Regions from separate parts of the Homo sapiens genome. Here region 2 is linked to region 1. Evidence: read pairs that join two places in POLR2A ChIA-PET (ENCODE). Cell type or tissue: IMR-90. All regions are shown on one strand. Region 1 overlaps ATP6V1E1 (ATPase H+ transporting V1 subunit E1). Region 2 overlaps BCL2L13 (BCL2 like 13).

The links. Peaks named below come from ENCODE experiments on the same cell type or tissue, not always from the same donor. Only the 100,000 strongest peaks of a DNase experiment are listed, where the experiment ranks them.
Region 2: POLR2A ChIA-PET joins it to region 1 with 6 read pairs; 6 of 35 experiments call an interaction of 5 or more read pairs at or near these places.

Annotation. Positions count from the first base shown.
Region 1 is chr22:17,604,551-17,609,550 of GRCh38, reverse strand. The region is part of intron 4 of ATP6V1E1 (ATPase H+ transporting V1 subunit E1); the gene reads left to right. Among named protein-coding and RNA genes, the nearest start is that of ATP6V1E1, 22 kb to the left of the region's middle. In IMR-90, no CTCF peak of the experiment used is centred here; a DNase peak (open chromatin) is centred at 2,870.
Region 2 is chr22:17,666,983-17,671,982 of GRCh38, reverse strand. All of the region lies in intron 2 of BCL2L13 (BCL2 like 13), which reads right to left. Among named protein-coding and RNA genes, the nearest start is that of BCL2L13, 31 kb to the right of the region's middle. In IMR-90, no CTCF peak of the experiment used is centred here; no DNase peak of the experiment used is centred here.

The sequences.
Region 1 (5,000 bases):
CTTGCAGTGAGCTGAGATCGCACCACTGCACTCCAGCCTGGGTGACAGAGCCAGACTCCGTCTCAAAAAAAAAAAAAAAAAAAAAAGAGCAGGATGGGCATGGTGGCTCACGCCTGTAATCCCAGCACTTTGGGAGGATGAGGCGGATGGATCACTTGAGGTCAGGAGTTTGAGACCAGCCCGGCCAATGTGGTGCCCTGTCTCTACTAAAAATACAAAAAAATTAGCTGGGTGTGGTGGCGGGCGCCTATAGTCCCAGCTACTCGAGAGGCTGAGGCAGGAGAATTGCTTGAACCCGGGAGGCGGAGGTTGCAATGAGCTGAGATCCCGTCATTGCACTCCAGCCTGGGCGACAGAGTGAGACTCCGCTCAAAAAAGGAAAAAAAAGGAAGTGCAGTTGTATGGAATGAATTTTTGTTTGTTTGTTTGTTTGTTTGTTTTGTTTTGTTTTGTTTTTTGAGACGGAGTCTCGCTCTATCGCCCAGGCTGGAGTGCAGTGGCAGTGGCGCGATATCAGCTCACTGCAGACTCTGCCTCCCGGGTTCACGCCAGTCTCCTGCCTCAGCCTCCTTGAGTAGCTGGGACTACAGACGCCCGCCACTGCGCCCGGCTAATTTTTTGTATTTTTAGTACAGACAGGGTTTCACCGTGTTAGCCAGGATGGTCTCGATTTCCTGACCTCGTGATCTGCCCGCCTCGGCCTCCCAAAGTGCTGGGATTACAGGCGTGAGCCACTGCTCCCGGCCAATGAATGTGTTTTAATTTCAACTTAGGATAGTTTTCCAAAATACAGTAATCCATCATATTCTTTCAGAGATGGGCTAGCCAGGTGCCATGGCTCATGCCTGTGGTCACAGCACTTTATGAGGCCAAGGTGGGAGTGTGGCTTGAGGCCAAGAGTTTGAGACCAGTCTGATAAATATAGGGAGACCCTGTCTGTACAAAAAATTTTTAAAAATTAGCAAGGTGTGGTAGCGCATGCCTGTGGTCCCAGCTACTCTGGAGGCTGAGATGGGAGAATCACTTGAGCCCAAGAGTTTGAGGCTCCAGTGAGCTGTGATTATGCCACTGCATTCCAGCATAAATGACACAGGGAGACCCTGTCTCTAAAAATAATAAATAATAGAAACAAAAAGAAATGGGCTAGAGAAAAATAATTCTTTTTATGACCTTGAAAGACAAAGCAGTCATTCAGTTCATACCACATGTCTTTCCCGGATTTAGTCACTCTGAGTTTGTCTGCTGACTTTAAAATTGTTGCAAACAAAATTCTGGTTTTGGTACTCATGTTATCCCTCAGTTGTCACTCTTCTGTTTTCATGTCATAACTCAGTTGGGTTCCCTTGAGGCACTAAGCTGTTTGAATTTAACAGTACATTTATCCCATGTGTCCTGTATCGTGCTGGCCCCTCTAGGAGTCTGCAGTCTAATAGGACCTGGACAAGATAATACATCTCCACTACAGCTGTTTGAGCATGACTTGAAGTATTAGTCATGGGATAGGATACAGAATGGAGAGAGCAGTGTGAGTGAAAAACCGAGACCTGAATTTGACATGTGCGGGAAACAGAGGTAGTCTGGCAGAGTGGGGAGTGGGCAGAGAACAGGCCACATATTAGGGTCTAATTAGAAGGGCCTTGAGTGTCTGCTGAAGAATATGGACTTCATCCTTTTGGCTAATTCTCTAACTTTAATGGGCATAAAAATCACCTGGGGGACCTTGTTAAAATGCAGATGTTCATTCCCATTTCCAGAGACTTTTATATTCTAGTCAGGAGTCAGCATTTAAACCAGCAGCTCAGGGTAATCTTGGTGCAGGTAGTCTGAGAACCACACTTTGAGAAATAGTGTTTAATGGTTACATTTGTGTTAGAGGAACCCCACTGGTGACCATGTGGAGTAGAAACAAGGAGGGTATGGCTTACCTTCCAGGTCGAGAAGTAGAATGGTGGCAGCAGAAAGAGAAGACAGGCCTATTCCAGAGATCCTAAAAAGGTAGGAATCTGTAGGACTTGGTGACTTACAGTTGTGATGAGTGAATGCAAAGGAGTCAAGAATGACATAAGAGTTTGTAGTCTAGGCAACTGGTAGATGGAATGAAGATTAGAAATATGGGAAGATAATCCCAGCACTTTGGGAGGCCGAGGCAGGCAGATCGTGAGGTCAGGAGATCGAGATCATCCTGGCAAACATGGTGAAACCCCATCTCTACTAAAAATACAAAAATTAGCTGGGCCTGGTGGGGGGTGCCTGTAATCCCAGCTACTTGGGAGGCTGAGGCAGGAGAATTGCTTGAACCAGGGAGTCAGATGTTGCAGTGAGCCAGGATCACGCCACTGCACTCCAGCCTGGCGACAGAGTGAGACTTCATGTCAAAAATAAAAAAAAAAAGAAATATAGGAAGAACAGGTAAAGAATGGTGAAAAAAATCATTGTGTTTGAATTGCCTTAGGATTCCAGGTGAAGCTCTATGAGTCTGTTAGGAGAGAAGAGGAGCTTATGTGGAGACAACACAGAAGTCCCTGCTGGAGCTGTGGTTTTGGATGGAGAATTAGAAGAGAAGCGGGCCAAAAAAACTGAGAAGCATCAGATTTAATAGAAAATAAATTGCTAAGGAAATGTGGGGGAAAGCAGTTATGTTGGAGAATACAGAGAAGCCAAGGGAACGGCAAACTCAAAATGGTCTCTAATACAGTGTTCAATGTTTGAGAGAATGACAGTGGGAAGAGCATGGTGGTCTTTGGATTTGGCAGTCAAGATGTCGTTTTTCACATTTGCCAGAGCAGTTTCATTGGACTGATGAAGGCAGAAAGCCAGATTGTTATGGCATGAGAAGGGAGAAGTGCGTGTGAGGTGAGGAGCTGAAGGCAGCGTGCGTGGCCTGTTCACAAGCTGGGCTGTGTGTTTTAATCTCTTTTGGAACAAATCCAAGTATACTGTTGCATGCAACTTGAATTCAGTATATAGCTTGAGCTTTTATATTATTTCTCTGACTTATAATGAGAATTTTGAGAAGATAAACATTTATGTAATTTCAGTTATTCTAAAGATACTTGTTTCTTTTTTAACCGCTTACAGTCTTAACTTCTTGCCGTCATTGAACCCTGTAAATAAGAGATGTGGAGAGTTGAGGAAACAGACTGTGAAATGATACCGATCAAACAGGATTCAATCTGCATAAAAGCACACATACATGCTTTGAGTGGATTTTGCTATTTCTAAACTTTTTACTTCTAGTTTTATCCATAGAATAAGAAGCTGTGAAAGGAAAGGAAGTTGTCATGCAGTTAGAAAAGGATATTGACAAAAGATGGAAGGAAGGGGAAAAATACAGAACTGGGGTAAAAATTAAAAGAAAATAGGCAAGTTGTGTGGTGCTTTGGTCTAAGTTGCATAATCCTTTATAGATATTTGTCTGTGTTGATCCTTTTTCCTTGCCTGCCCAGGTGTTTTCCAGGATTAAGAGTGCAGGCTTTGGAATTCCTTTGAGGTTTAAGTTCCGTTTTTACCATTCCCAGCTGCTCAGTAGGCAGATTTTTAAACCCCACTTTACTCCTTTGAACCCTTCATTTCTTATAAAAAGTAGGAGAAGGCCAGGCACCATCCCCCATGCCTATAATCCCCACACTTTGGGAGGCTGAGGCAGGAGGATAGCTTGAGCCCAGGCATTCAAGACCAGCCCAGGCAACACAGTAAGACCTTGTCTCTACTAAAAATTAAAAAAATGTAGCCAGGCGTGGTGGTGTCCCAGCTACTCTGGAGGCAGAGGCAGGAGGATTGAGCTATGATTGTGCCACTGTACTTCAGCCTGGATGACAGAGCAATGCCCTGTCTCAAAAAAAAAAAAAAAAAAAAAAGAGAAACATCTACCTAAAGCTTATTTAGAAAAAAATTAGATCACCTAGGTAGAGTGACTAGTATAATGCCTAAAACAAAATGAGTGTTGAGTGAATGATAGTTCTTTATTATCATTTCCCCAAACCGCAAAACTTACAAGTTTTCTTTTTTCTTTTTCTTTTTGAGACGGAGTTTCGCTCTTGTTGCCCAGCCTGGAGTGCAATGGTGCAATCTCGGCTCACTGCACCCCCCGCCTCCTGGGTTCAAGTGATTCTCCTGCCTCAGCCTCCCGAGTAGCTGGGATTACAGGCATGTGCCACCATGCCAGGCTAATTTTGTATTTTTAGAAGAGATGGGGTTTTTCCATGTTGGCCAGGCCGGTCTCAAACTCCCGACCTCAGGTGATCTGCCTGCCTCGGCCTGCCAAAGTGCTGGGATTACAGGCGTGAGCCACCATGCCTAGCCATAAGTTTTCTTTTCTTTTCTTTTCTTTTTTTTTTTTTTTTTTGAGATGAAGTCTCACTCTTGTCCCCCAGGCTGGAGTGCAATGGCGTGATCTCAACTCACTGCAGCCTCCGCCACCCGGGTTCAAGCGATTCTCCTGCCTCAGCCTCCCCAGTAGCTGGGATTCACCATGCCCTACTAATTTTTTGTATTTTAGGTAGAGACAGGGTTTCACCATGTTGGCCAAGCCGGTCTCAAACTCCTGACCTCAGGTGATGCACCTGCTTCAGCCTCCCAAAGTGCTGAGATTACAGGCGTGAGCAACCGCACCCAGCCAAGTTTTCTTTTTTAAACGAGAATAAATAAGCATTAACATTTAAATTCTGAGACATTGGTACTGAAGTGGAGATTTCTATTGCTGTGGTTAGAGATGAAATAGAAATAAATGTCTTTGGCCGGGTTTGGTGGCTCATGCTTGTAATCCCAACACTTTGGGAGGCCGAGGAGGGCGGATCATGAGGTCCGGGGTTCGAGACCAGCCTGATCAACATGGTGAAGCCCTGTCTCTACTAAAAATAAAAAAATTAGCAGGCATGGTGGTGTGCACCTGTAATCTCAGCTACTCAGGAGGCTGAGGCAGGAGAATCGCTTGAACCCAGGGGGCGGAGGTTGCAGTGAGCCGAGATCGTACCACTGCACTCCAGCCTGGGCGACAAAGC
Region 2 (5,000 bases), 62 kb before region 1:
CAGCATTCTGGGAGGCCAAGGCGAGCGGATCACCTGAGGTCAGGAGTTTGACACCAGCCTGGCCAACATGGTGAAATGACATCTCTACTAAAAATACAAAAATTGGCTGGGCGTGATGGCGCGCTCCTTTAATCCCAGCTACTCAGGAGGCTGAGGCATGAGAATTGCTTGAACCCAGAAGGCAGAGGTTGCAGTGAGCAGAGATTGCACCACTGCACTCCACTCCAGCCTGGGAAAGAGTGTGAGACTCTGTCTGAAAAAGAAAACAGATGTTTGGGGCAGAGTGGCACTTTGGGAGGCTAAGGCATAAAGATCGCCTGAGCTCAGAAGTTTGAGACCAGCCTGAGGAACATGGCGAAACAAATGTCTCTACAAAAAAAATAAATAAATAAAGGAGCAAGATTTTTTTTTTTTTTTGAGATGTAGCCTCACTCTGTTGCCCAGAATGGAGTGCATGGCGCGATCTCAACTCACTTCAACCTCTGCTGCCCAGGTTCAAGCGATTCCCCTGCCTCAGCCTCCTGAGTAGCTGGGACTACAGGCGCCCGCCACAACTCCTGGCTAATTTTTTTTTTTTTTTTTTTTTTTTGAGATGGAGTCTCGCTCTGTCACCCAGGCTGGAGTGCAGTGGCGTGATCTTGGCTCACTGCAAGCTCTGTCTCCCGGGTACACGCCATTCTCCTGCCTCGGCCTTCCCAGTAGCTGGGACTACAGGCACCCACCATCACACCCACCTAATTTTTTGTATTTTTAGTAGAGAAGGGGTTTCACCGTCTTAGCCAGGATGGTCTCGATCTCTTGACCTCATGATCTACCCACCTCGGCCTCCCAAAGTGTTGGCATTACAGGTGTGAACCACCGTGCCCGGCCAATTTTTTGTATTTTTAATAGAGACAGGGTTTCACCATGTTAGCCAGGATGGTCTCGATCTCTTGACCTCATGATCTGCCCACCTCGGCCTCCCAAAGTGCTGGCATTACAGGTGTGAGCCACTATGCCCAGTCTTTTGTTTTGTTTTAAACAACCAAATTCCAGACAGCCAATCATGATTGCAGTTTTCAGGTTCTAGCGTTATCATACCCCCTAAGCATCTTGCAGATTGGGAGACAGACTGATGGAGGACAGATCTGAGGGAAAAGAATGCAGAATTCCACCATGCACCACCCAAGGTCTGGCTTCACAGTGGTCGAGATCAACCATCTTCTGTTCCTGATAGAAAAGCTAAGATAAGAATGAAACAGTACACATCTCTGGAAATAATATATTATGGCTCAATTTCAAATTGGGTTATACAAATCTGCCTTGAAAAGCTGATGTAAGCCGGGCGCAGTGGCTCATGCCTGTAATCCCAGCACTTTGGGAGGCCGAAGCAGCCGAGGTCGGGGGCTTGAGACCAGCCTGACCAACATGGAGAAACCCCATCTCTACTAAGAACACAAAATAAGCCAGGCATGATGGCGCATGCCTGTAATCCCAGCTACTTGGGAGGCTGAGGCAGGAGAATCACTTGAACCTGGGAGGCAGAGGTTGCGGTGAGCCAAGATCACGCCATTGCACTCCAACCTGGGCAACAAGAGCGAAACTCTGTCTTAAAAAAAAAAAAAAAAAAGCTGATTTGAGATAGCAGGACTCCCCAAATTGATCTACACATTAATGTAATCCCCATCAAAATTCCAACTCTGTTTTTTCCAGAAATAGACAAGCCAATCCTAAAATTAATATGGAAATGCAAGAGACACAGAATAGTCAAAGCAATCTTGGAAAAGGAAGAACAAAGTTGAAGGGCTCACACTTCATAATTTCAAAATTTACTACAAAGCTACAGCAATAAAAATAGTATGGTATAACAACAGGTATACAGACCAATGGAATTGAATTGAGAAGGGAAAAATAAATCCATACATATATGGTCAATTGATTTTTGAGAAAGGTACCAAGGTCAACCAATGGGAGAAAGAATAACTTTTCAACAAATGGTGCTGAGACAACAACAAGAGATCCCCATGTGTATTAGTCCATTTTCTTTTGTTTATGAAAGAATACCTGAAACTGGATAGTTTATAAAGAAAAGGAATTTATTTCTCACAGTTCTGGAGGCTGAGAAGTCCAAGGTTGAGGGGCTGCCTTTGACCTCAAACAGAGTCCCGAGGCAGCACAGAGTATTACATGGCGAGGGGGCTGAGCATGCTAATGTGTGAGCTCCAGGTCTCTCTTCCTCTTCTAATAAAGCCACTGGTTCCACTCACATAACTCATTAATCCATTAACCCACGAATGGATTAATCCATTTGTAACGGCTACTATATTTTGCTTTGTTTAAACCCTCCAAATCTCATGTTGAGAGTTGATCCCAAATGCTGGAAGTGGGGATTAATGGGAGGTGTTTGGGTCACGGGAGTGCATCCCTCATGGATGACCTGGTACCATCTTCAAGGTTCTCAGTGAGTTCTTGCTCAGTTCCTTTCTGCCAGAACTAGTTGTTAAAAAGAGCATGGCACCTCCCTTCCTATTCTCACTGGCCTCTGTTCTTGTCATGTGATCTCTGCACACATGAGCTTCCCCTTTTCACCATGAGTGGAAGCAGTTTGAGGCCCTCACCAGATGCAGACGCCAGTGCCATGCTTCTTAAACAGCCTGAAGAACCAAGAGCCAGGCCAGGTGCGGTGGCTCACGCCTGTAATCCCAGCACTGTGGGAGGCCGAGGCGGGCAGATCACGAGGTCAGGAGATTGAGACCATCCTGGCTAACATGGTGAAACCCCGTCTCTACTAAAAATACAAAAAACTAGCCGGGTGTGGTGGCAAGCACCTGTAGTCCCAGCTACTCAGGAGGCTGAGGCAGGAGAAAGGCGTGAACCTGGGAGGCGGAGCTTGCAGTGAGCTGAGATCGCACCACTGCACTCCAGCCTGGGCGACAGAGCGAGACTCCGTCTCAAAAAAAAAAAAAAAAAAAAGAAAGAAACAGGAGCCAAATAAACTTCTTTTCTTTATAAATTACCCAGCCTCGGGTGTACCTTTATAGCAATATAAATGAACTAAGACAAGGACAACGTGCTCAAGATGCAATTACCTCTAAAAGCCCTCATCTCCTAATACTGCCACATTGGGAGCTAAGTTACAATATGAATTTGAGGGGACACTGAAACCACAGTACTATGCAGAAGAACTTATCTGAATCCCTACTTCAAACCATATGTAAAAATTAACTCAAAACAGATCAGGCCAAGCGCAGTGGCTCACGTCTGTAATCCCAGCACTTTGGGAGGCCAAGGCAGGTGGATCACGAGGTCAGGAGTTCGAGACCAGCCTGGCCAACATGGTGAAACCCCATCTCTACTAAAAATACAAAAATTAGCCAGGCATCGTGGTGCACGCCTGTGGTGCATGCCTGTAATCCCAGCTACTTGGGAGGCTGAGGCAGGAGAATTGCTTGAACCCAGGAAGGTGGAGGTTGCAGTGAGCTGAGACAGCACCACTGCACTCCAGCCTGGGCGACAGAGCGAGACTCCATCTCAGGAGAAAAAAAAAAAAACACAGATCAAAGACCTAAATTTAAAAGCTAAAACTATAAAATTCTCAGAAGGAAACACAGGTGAAAATGTACATGACCTTGTATTAGCCAATGGTTTCTTAGATAAGACACTCAAAGCATAATAAAAAAACGTTAAGACAGGTAGGGCACGGTGGCTCACGCCTGTAATCCCAGCACTTTGGGAGGCTGAGGTGGGCAAATCATCTGAGGTCAGGAGTTCAAGACCAGTCTGGCCAACATGGTGAGACCCCCATCTCTACTAAAAACACAAAAAATTAGCCTGGCATCGTGGTGTGCGCCTGTAATCCCAGCTACTTGGGAGGGTGAGGTGGAAGAATTGCTTGAAGCTGGGAGACGGAGGTTACAATGAGCCAAGATAGTGCCACTGCACTCCAGCCTGGGCGACAGAGCGAGACTGTCTCAAAAAAAAAAAAGAATAGGCAACTACAAGCCCTTCCTCATGCTCTCAAAAAAAAAAAAAAAAAAAAAGACAAACTGGAATTCACCAAAATTAAAAATGTTTGTATGTCAAAGGATACTGCCAAGAAAGTAAGTAAAAAGACAAACTATAGCATGAATGAAAATATCTAGCAATCATGTATCTGATAAGAATCTGGTGACCAAAACATATAAAGAATTCTTACAACTGCCCGCGGTGGCTCACGCCTGTAATCCCAACACTTTGGGAGGCCAAGGCGGGCAGATCACTAGAGGTCAGGAGTTCCAGACCAGCCTCGCCAACATGGTAAAACTCCGTCTCTACTAAAAATACAAAAATTAGCCAGGTATGGTGGCAGACACCCATAATCCCGGCTACTCAGGAGGTGGGGGCAGGAGAATCGCTTGAACCTGGGAGGCTGAGGTTGCAGTGAGCTGAGACCACACCACTATATTCCAGCCTGGGCAACAGAGATAGACTCTGTCTCAAAAACAACAATAACAACAAAGACTTCTTACAACTCAATTTAAAAAAACTCAAGTAGGCCAAGTGCGGTGGCTCACGCCTGTAATTCCAGCACTTTGGGAGGCCAAGGCGGGCAGATCACATGAGGTCAGGAGTTCGAGACTAGCCTGACCAACATGGCGAAACCCATCTGTACTAAAAATACAAAAATTAGCCAGGCGTAGTGGTGGGCACCTGTAATCCCAACTACTCAGGAGGCTTAGGCAGGAGAATCGCTTGAACCCAGGAGGCGTAGGTTGCAGTGAGCCAAGACTGTGCCATTGCACTCCACCCTGGTGGGGTTGGGGGGGAAACTAACTAAAAATTGAGCTACCATATGATCCAGCAATCCCACTGCTAGGTATATACCCAAAAAAAGGAATCAGTATATCAAAGAGCTATCTGCACTCCTATGTTTGCTGCACACTGTTTACAACAGCCAAGGTTTGGAAGCAACCTAAGTGTCCATGAACAGATGAATGGATAAAGAAAATGTGGTACATATAGACAACGGAGTACTATTCAGG